Linked DNA regions of Homo sapiens: region 2 is linked to region 1. Evidence: chromatin contacts called from ENCODE Hi-C or POLR2A ChIA-PET data. All regions are on one chromosome and are shown on one strand. The core of a region is the stretch at or near the end of the contact, and the rest is flanking DNA. Distances in the headings are between cores, read along the strand shown.

Evidence for each region. Hi-C counts contacts between places; a loop is a spot of excess contacts on that map. ChIA-PET counts read pairs that join two places held with the same protein, here RNA polymerase II (POLR2A). Pooled maps may share reads with other maps.
Region 2: a loop to region 1 is called in a pooled map, with 2.3 times the contacts of the local background. The contact joins the promoter of EIF2B1 here to the enhancer-like site in region 1. A Hi-C loop is called at or near these places in 1 of 168 maps with a recorded cell type or tissue (chondrocyte), 1 of 37 single-sample maps with no recorded cell type and 3 of 50 pooled maps. POLR2A ChIA-PET finds 5 or more read pairs at or near these places in 3 of 52 experiments (activated B cell, activated naive CD4-positive, alpha-beta T cell and naive thymus-derived CD8-positive, alpha-beta T cell).

Annotation. Positions count from the first base shown.
Region 1 is chr12:123,740,158-123,744,054 of GRCh38, forward strand. ATP6V0A2 (ATPase H+ transporting V0 subunit a2) reads left to right here. Exons shown (of 20, transcript NM_012463.4): 10 at 3,628-3,778. Among named protein-coding and RNA genes, the nearest start is that of DNAH10, 20 kb to the right of the region's middle. Within about 2 kb of position 2,219, at least 3 of the 41 ENCODE cell types and tissues checked have a DNase peak (open chromatin) inside an H3K27ac peak, as active enhancers do.
Region 2 is chr12:123,632,201-123,636,074 of GRCh38, forward strand. It overlaps EIF2B1 (eukaryotic translation initiation factor 2B subunit alpha), which reads right to left and starts at 1,486. Exons shown (of 9, transcript NM_001414.4): 1 at 1,345-1,486; 2 at 145-246. The coding sequence starts at 1,357. It overlaps GTF2H3 (general transcription factor IIH subunit 3), which reads left to right and starts at 1,629. Exons shown (of 13, transcript NM_001516.5): 1 at 1,629-1,672. The coding sequence starts at 1,660. RefSeq lists an enhancer at 1,513-1,702.

The DNA.
Region 1 (3,897 bases), core at 969-3,468:
AAACAAACAAACAAACAGTGATTTTACAGAATGTCTCTCTCTCTCTCTTTTTTTTTTTTTTTGGAGATAGAGTCTGGCTCTTTCGCCCACGCTGGAGTACAGTGGCATGATACTGGCTCACTGTGCAACCTCTGCCTCCCAGGTTCAAGTGATTCTCATGCCTCAGCCTCCCAAGTAGCTGGGACTAGAGGTCTGCACTACCATGCCTGGCTAATTTTTGTGTGTGTATTTTTAGTAGCGATGGGGTTTCATAATGTTGGCCAGGCTGGTCTGGAACTCCTGACCTCAAGTGATCCACCTGCCTTTACCTCCCAAAATGCTGGGATTACAGGCGTGAGCCATCGCGCCTGGCCCAGAATGTGTCTCTTAACGTGGTCTTTCTGTATGTTCTTTCAATATATAGTCTTTGGTGGTGGTTTTGTTAATTTCATAAACGTTCTCCTGAATTATAGTTTTTGGTATTTGCTCTACTGTCTTGCTTTGGTTTTCTTCTTTTAGGACCTCCTGTCATCTTTCAGTGGAACCTTCTTTGCTTATCTTCAGTATCTGTCACTTTCCTTTGAATCCTTTTTGTCTTTCGTTACTTCTTTTTGATTTGTAAGATTTCTCCTCTTCGCGCCTTCTGTTTCTCTTACGGCAGTATGAGGAAGGGTTCTTCACTTTTGTGTTCCTTCTAGTTTTGTCTTACTTCTGAAATAATTTCTTTCTTTTTTTCCTAATTCCTTCTTGAGTTCTGTTACCTCATTTCTGAGTCTTTTAAAATCTGATTCCTGGTGCTTTTTCCTGTCCTGTATTTTTTTTTTAATTCTTTTAACTCCTTTTGAAACAGTAAGTTACAATGGTTTTATTTGTTTTGTGGACATTCTTTCTGGCATCTTCTCACTGTCTGTGGGGATGGTATTCTACTCCTTGGCTTTTTTCTTCTTATGACCTTATGTAAGATTGGGCTTCTCCCTCCTCTTGCTCACTTTTAAATGAAATTAGACTTTTGAGGCTGGATGCGGTAACTCACGCTGGTAATCCCAGCACTCTGGAGGCTGAGGCGGGCGGATCACTTGAGTCCAGGAGTTTGAGACTAGCCTGGCCAACATGGCGAGACCCTGTCTCTACTAAAAAATACAAAAAATACACAATAGAAAAAAAATTAGCCAGGCATGGTGGCACGTGCCTGTTATCCCAGTTACTTGGAAGGCTGAGTCACGGGACTCCCTTGAACCCCAGAGGCGGAGGTTTAAAAAAAAAAAGATTTATGGAACATGGTGAAGATGCTTAGCTGCTCAAGGAAATTCATTTTTTAGACAAGGTCTCACTCTGTTTCCCAGGCTGGAGAACAGTGGTAATGGTCGTAGCTCACTGCAATCTCAAACTCCTGGGTTCAAGCAATCCTCCCGTCTCGTCTCAGCCTCCTGAGTAGCTGGAACTACAGGCATGCACTACTATGCCTGGCTAATTTATTTATTTATTTAGTTAGTTATTTATATTTTTTTGTAGAGATGGGGTCTCTACAAAAGACGGTGTCTGGTCTTGAACTCCTGGGCTTAAGTGACCCTCCTGTCTCAGCCTCCCAAAGTGCTGGGATGACAAGCATGAGCCACCATGCCTGTCCTGCTCAAGGAGATTCTATATTATTACACAAGCAATATAAATGTATATTTACATGAAAATAGTTTTCTGGCAGATGTTTATGGTACTCAAGGAACTTTTAGAAGATGGCAGGTTCAGGATAGCGATCCTAACCTCACTGATGGTTTTTTCTTTTTTTTATTTTTTGTGTACTGAATGCAAACACGTCGGGTCCTGGATCTGAGATGTCCTCTGTGTCTCTCTTGTGAACTCCTCTGTCTTTTCTCTTTCGTTCCTGTCCTGCTCAGTTTTGATCTCACTCCCAGCAGTTTCTCCTCAGCGTGTGGCCGCTCAACAGGGGAGGACCTGGCAGGTCAGTGCCGTGAGTTTAGGGACTGGGCTGCCCTGCCCCAACCCCTGCAGACTTCACTGCCCATGGCCCCTGTGCCGTCGCCTACTCTTGGACTGGACAGAACTCTTCCCAGTTCCAGCTGCTTTTTGTGGTTTGGCCTCCTCTGCTTTCCCAGGGAGGTTCTTTCTGGCCATTTTTGGTGTTGTTGGCCCAGGCCCCTTGGAGGCCACATTGCTTACTTGCATCCTCTGCTCTGGAGGCTGCTGGGTAGGTCTTGTAGCTGTTGGTGGTTTCCTCACCCATTTGTATTTTGGGGACTGTGGGGACGTGGTTTGGCTGTAAATGCCATCCGTAGGCTTTAGGTCTTGCTAGCTGGTTGCACTTTCTGTTCTGAAGGGGACTTGGGGACGTTCAAAGCTGTGCCACCCTCGAGAATTTCCCCAGAACCCCATTACATGCATACGTTTTAAGAGACACATTTTGGCCGGGTGCAGTGGCTCACTCCTATAATCCCAGCACTTTGGGAGGCCGAGGTGGGCAGATCACCTGAGGTTAGGAGTTCGAGACCAGCCTGGCTAACATGGTGAAACTCCGTCTCTACTAAAAATACAAAAACTAACCAGGCGTGGTGGTGTGCAATGTAATCCCAACTACTTGGGAGGCTGAGGCACGAGAATCGCTTGAACCTGGAAGGCAGAGGTTGCAGTGAGCCGAGATCACACCACTGCACTCCAGCCTGGGTGACAGAGCGAGACTCCTTCTTTAAAAAAAAAAAAAGACTTATTTTGACCAGAAAATCTACTATTCTGTCAATAACCTGTTTACCTTATTTTAAAAGTGTTTTCATTATAAATCAATATAATGCATTTCAGAAGAATTGCAAACACTGATGGATAAAGTTATATTTATGATTCTGCCATAATAGAATTCATGTTGACATTTTGGTTTATTCTTGCCTTTCTCATTTTTTTATTAAGTATATTGCAGTTGTCTCAAACTTCCTCTTTCTTCACCGTTTTTAAGAGATAAAGTACTCAGTGTCGGTTTTCTGTCAGTGACTGAGCCGACTCCATACCCACGTGCCCCGCATTCCCCAGCCCCCATTCACTTCCGGCGCATTCAGTCCTGCTCTCACCCTTCCTTCTTGGAGGCCACAGGCCCCAAGTGCCGCCCTTGCCACCCCCTGATTCCTCACAGATGGACTTTTCCTCCAGGCCCTCTGGCTGCTCTTGACCCTGTTGAGTGGAGATTAATCCTGCACCAAAGCCACACACACAGCGTTGCCAAAGCAGTAACACAAGGCTGGGCACGGTGCTCACACCTGTAATCCCAGCACATTGGGAGGCTGAGACAGGTGGATCACCTGAGGTCGGGAGTTCGAGACCAGCCTGACCTACATGGAGAAACCCCGTCTCTACTAAAAATACAAAATTAGACGGGCATGGTTGCATATGCCTGTAATCCCAGCTACTAGGGAGGCTGAGGCAGGGGAATCGCTTGAGCCTGGGAGGCAGAGGTTGCGGTGAGCCGAGATCACACCATTGCACTCCAGCCTGGGCAACAAGAGTGAAACTCCGTCTCAAAAAAAAACAAAACAAAACAACACCACCAAAAAAAACCAAAAAACAAAGCAGTAACCCAGATTCGTTGAATATGGATAGTTATTTTCTTCTTGGATAGTAATTTTTTATCTTTCCTTGTTTATGTGGAAGAGAGAGAGTGGTGCTACAATCCCCTCATTCATGAATATAATCCCCACAAAAGAAACACCCCCCACTCGGATCCGCACCAACAAATTCACCGAGGGATTTCAGAACATCGTGGATGCTTATGGAGTCGGAAGCTACAGAGAAGTCAATCCAGGTTGGAAGTCTGATTTGTAAATACCCGTATTTCCAATGGCATTGTTGCATTCTTGCTCTAAGAATGGAATAGATATTTGGAAAGAGAGGCTGACCATTACTTTTTTGCTATCTTATTTA
Region 2 (3,874 bases), core at 236-2,735, 110 kb before region 1:
GAGGTTGCAGTGAGCCAAGATCTCGCCACTGCACTCCAGCCTGGGTGACAGAGTGAGGCTCCGTCTCTTTAAAAAAAAAAAAAAAGAAAAGAAAAAAAAGACTATCCTAAGTCCCAGAGTGTTAACAGATGACTCTCTATATACCTTTATCTCTCTTCAAGAACTCCAGCAACGTCCGGATGGCAGCCACTGCTGAGGCCATGTCAGGATCTTCTTTCATCTGAGACTTAAAGTATTCAATTAACTCTGGAAAAAGGGAAAAAAGTGATTCACCTAATTCATTTAGCAGCCTATAAGGCAAGAGAGCTTGTTAATGACTGTTGACTTTAAGAAGCAAACAATTTAAAAAATACTTTCTTTTTAGGGTATTTGGTTTCAGGGATGCAATAAATGTTGATGGGAATAGAGAAAATACCACTTTGCTGTTTGCAAGAGCTCTTTTTTATTTTGAAAAAGCTACTGGTGGCCGGGCGCGGTGGCTCACGCCTGTAATCCCAGCACTTTGGGAGTCCGAGGCGGGCGGATCACGAGGTCAGGAGATCGAGACCATCCCGGCTAAAACGGTGAAACCCCGTCTCTACTAAAAATACAAAAAATTAGCCGGGCGTAGTGGCGGGCGCCTGTAGTCCCAGCTACTTGGGAGGCTGAGGCAGGAGAATGGCGTGAACCCGGGAGGCGGAGCTTGCAGTGAGCCGAGACTGCGCCACTGCACTCCAGCCTGGGTGACAGAGCGAGACTCCGTCTCAAAAAAAAAAAAAAAAAAGCTACTGGTGTGCAAGGCCTAAAAATTAAGCCCGAGTAAATGATGATGAAAAGTCATTCTCTCTTCAGCCTCTTTGGTCCTAAAATCTGAGAGGATCCCAGAGTCAACCATCTTGCCAATTTCTCCTGCACCCCTCCAGACAGTCTATGCTAATACATGTCTATTCACATACACATATATGTTACAAATATTATACATGGAGTTCCACCCACTCCCCTTTATTTCTTTACATGAAAAGTGTATTAGTTTGCCCTTGTTTTTCACTTAATAACCATACTAGATGAGCACATCAAATATGCCTTATTCATTCTAATTTTAATGACAGATCCAACAAGGCAGGAAGGAGACTGGCACTGGGAAGGAGCGTATGTGTGGGAGGGATGCCTGCAGATACTGCCAGGGCGCATCCCTGAAAACAAGAGCAGCGCGAGGGATTTAGTTGTGACTCTGGAAACACAACCAGCGGAGCAGCCTGAAATTCAAAAGAAATCTCTTCGGGAGCTCAGCCTGGATGTGAGAGGTTGGGGGGACCCCTGAACGGCGCTGCTGTAGCCTAGCAGCCCTGGCCTGTCTTGATTTACCCTTGTCGTCCATGGCGTCCTCCTGCTGCGGAGCCCCAGGGGACCCGAGCCGCCCGCGCTGTCTCGAACGGGTCCGCCGGCCGCGCCGCCTGCGAGCCAGTCTGACAGCGCGCTGCACACCTCCGCACCCCACTTCCGGCGCACTTCCGTACCCCTCTTCCGGCGCACTCCCCGCACTCCACTTCCGCAGATTAGGGGGCTGGCACGAGTCACAGCACCTCGTGCGTCACTTGGCGGCGCCGGACGTTGGGCTGCGCAGGATTTGAGACGCTCCCCTGACCACCACTTGCTCTGCGCTGAGGTGCTGGGACAGCCATGGTTTCAGACGGTGAGGACCCTGCAGGGCGGGACTTCGACTCCGGGGCTCGGCTGTCTCGGTCCGGCTACGACTGGCCAGATGGAATGTGTCTTTTGGGCTGGATAGAATCCGTTTGGTCTTTAGAGGAGTAGCCAAGGCATTCAGTCATTCATTCAGTAAATAGTTTTGGATCGCCTCCTGTGTACAGGCATTATTTTCTGGATTTTAGCAGAGATCGTGACAGACAGGGGCCTTAGTGGAGGTTACAGTCTACTGGGTGAAACAGATGACAATAAATAAAAATAATTTCGGCCGGGTCGCACCCCGGTGGATTAGGCCTGTAATCCCAGCACTTTGGGAGGCCGAGGAGGGAGAATCGCTTGAAGCCGGGAGTTCGAGACCTGCCTGGGCAACACAGCCAGACCCCATCTCTACAAAAAAAATGAAATATTAGCCGGGCGTGGTAGCGCGTGTCTGTGGTCCCAGCTACGCGGGAGGCTGAGGCGGGAGAATCACTTGAGCCCAGGAATTCGAGGCTTCAGTGAGCTATTATGGCAGTACTGCACCCAGCATGGCCGACAGGGCATGACCTCGTCAATAAAAAATTAAAAAATAAATTATTTTTCAAAGGATGAAAAGAGCTATGAAGATGATGTAACAGTACGGTCCTAGTTACAATAGTACATTGTGACTAGGATTGAGGAGGAGCTGTTTTAGATAGGGGCCTAGGAAAAGTGCAGGATATTGAAACCGACTTGAATGATTATGTGAAGTTCTGGGGGAAGTGCACTTTAAGTGCATGGGCCCTGTGGCAGATTGAGCCACCAAGTTACACTGAGAAGGGAGAAATGGAGAGCTTGCGGGTAGAGGATGGTGGGGAGACTCATTCATACATTAAACTACCACATACAGAGTCAGATGTCTTGAAGATTTAAAAGGAGGCTAGAGGGATGAGATCAGAGAACCAGCCAGTTTCAGGTCATGCAGGGCCTTATTGGCCGTGATAGAGAAGTTGGCCTTTATTTTTAGGTGCAATACAAAGACATTGTAGAGTTTTAAGCCAGAAAGTGTTATGATCTGGTTTGCAATTTTAAAAGATCACTGTGGCTGTTGTGTGGAAAATGGACTGTGGGGAGCAAGAATAGAGATAGGGGAGTCCTTTCAGGAACTGTAATAATTGTCCATCCTCTCTTAATTGATGTGAAACCATACCACAACCCTGTGAGGGAGGCAGGCCTGGCATTGCTCCTGTCTACAAATGAGGTAGCGAACTAAAGAAGGAAATTCACAGGGTCATTGCATGTGTATAGATGCACACCTTTCTTTACAGGCAACGCTTTTTCTGTCTGGCAGACACAGTTGTATTAAGTGCTTCTGTCCTAGGTGCTTTGTTGTGTGATTTACACATTTTTTTGTTTTGTTTTTCTATTAAAAAAGAAAAAAAGTGGCTGGGCACAGTGGCTCACGCCTGTAATCCCAGCATTTTGGAAGGCCAAGGTGGGTGGATCACTTGAGGTCGGGAGTTCGAGACCAGCCTGGCCAACATGGTGAAACCCCGTCTCTGCTCAAAATACAAAAAAATTAACCGGACAAGGTGGCGCACACCTATAATCCCAGCTACTCAGGAGGCTGAGGCAGGAAAATTGCTTGAACCCAGGAGGCAGAGGTTGCAGTGAGCCAAGATCGTGCCACTGCACTCCAGCTTGGGCGACAGAGCAAGTCTCCGTCGCAAAAAAAAAAAAAAAAAAAAGGTAGAGATAAGGTCTCACTGTTTTGCCCAGGCTGGTCTCAAACTCCTGGGCTGAAGCAATCTTCCTGCCTCGACCTCCCAAAGTGTTGGGATTACAGGCGTGAGCCACTACACCAGTTCTGATTTACACACATTATTTTATCCTAGGATTAGCAAATTCCATCATTTTTTAAGAAGTCCACAGTCTTAAGTGGGCAGGACTGGGACGAGAGATCAGAAGCACAACTAACTGTAAAATAAAATAGTAAGTGCTAAGTGTCATTAGAAGAGAGAGCTGTGGGTTGTCAGAGGTGGGCAGTGGGGCAGTGAAGAGCCACAGTCTTTATAGTCAAGCAGATCTGTCTTTAGAACAGGGCTTTGGCCTTGCCACTTGTTAGCAGGCCATATGTGACTTAGGACAAGTTACTTTCATTTGCAGAATACGAATACCATATATCATATTTCAGCTAATCTAAGATAATATTGATTATGAGATGTGCCCT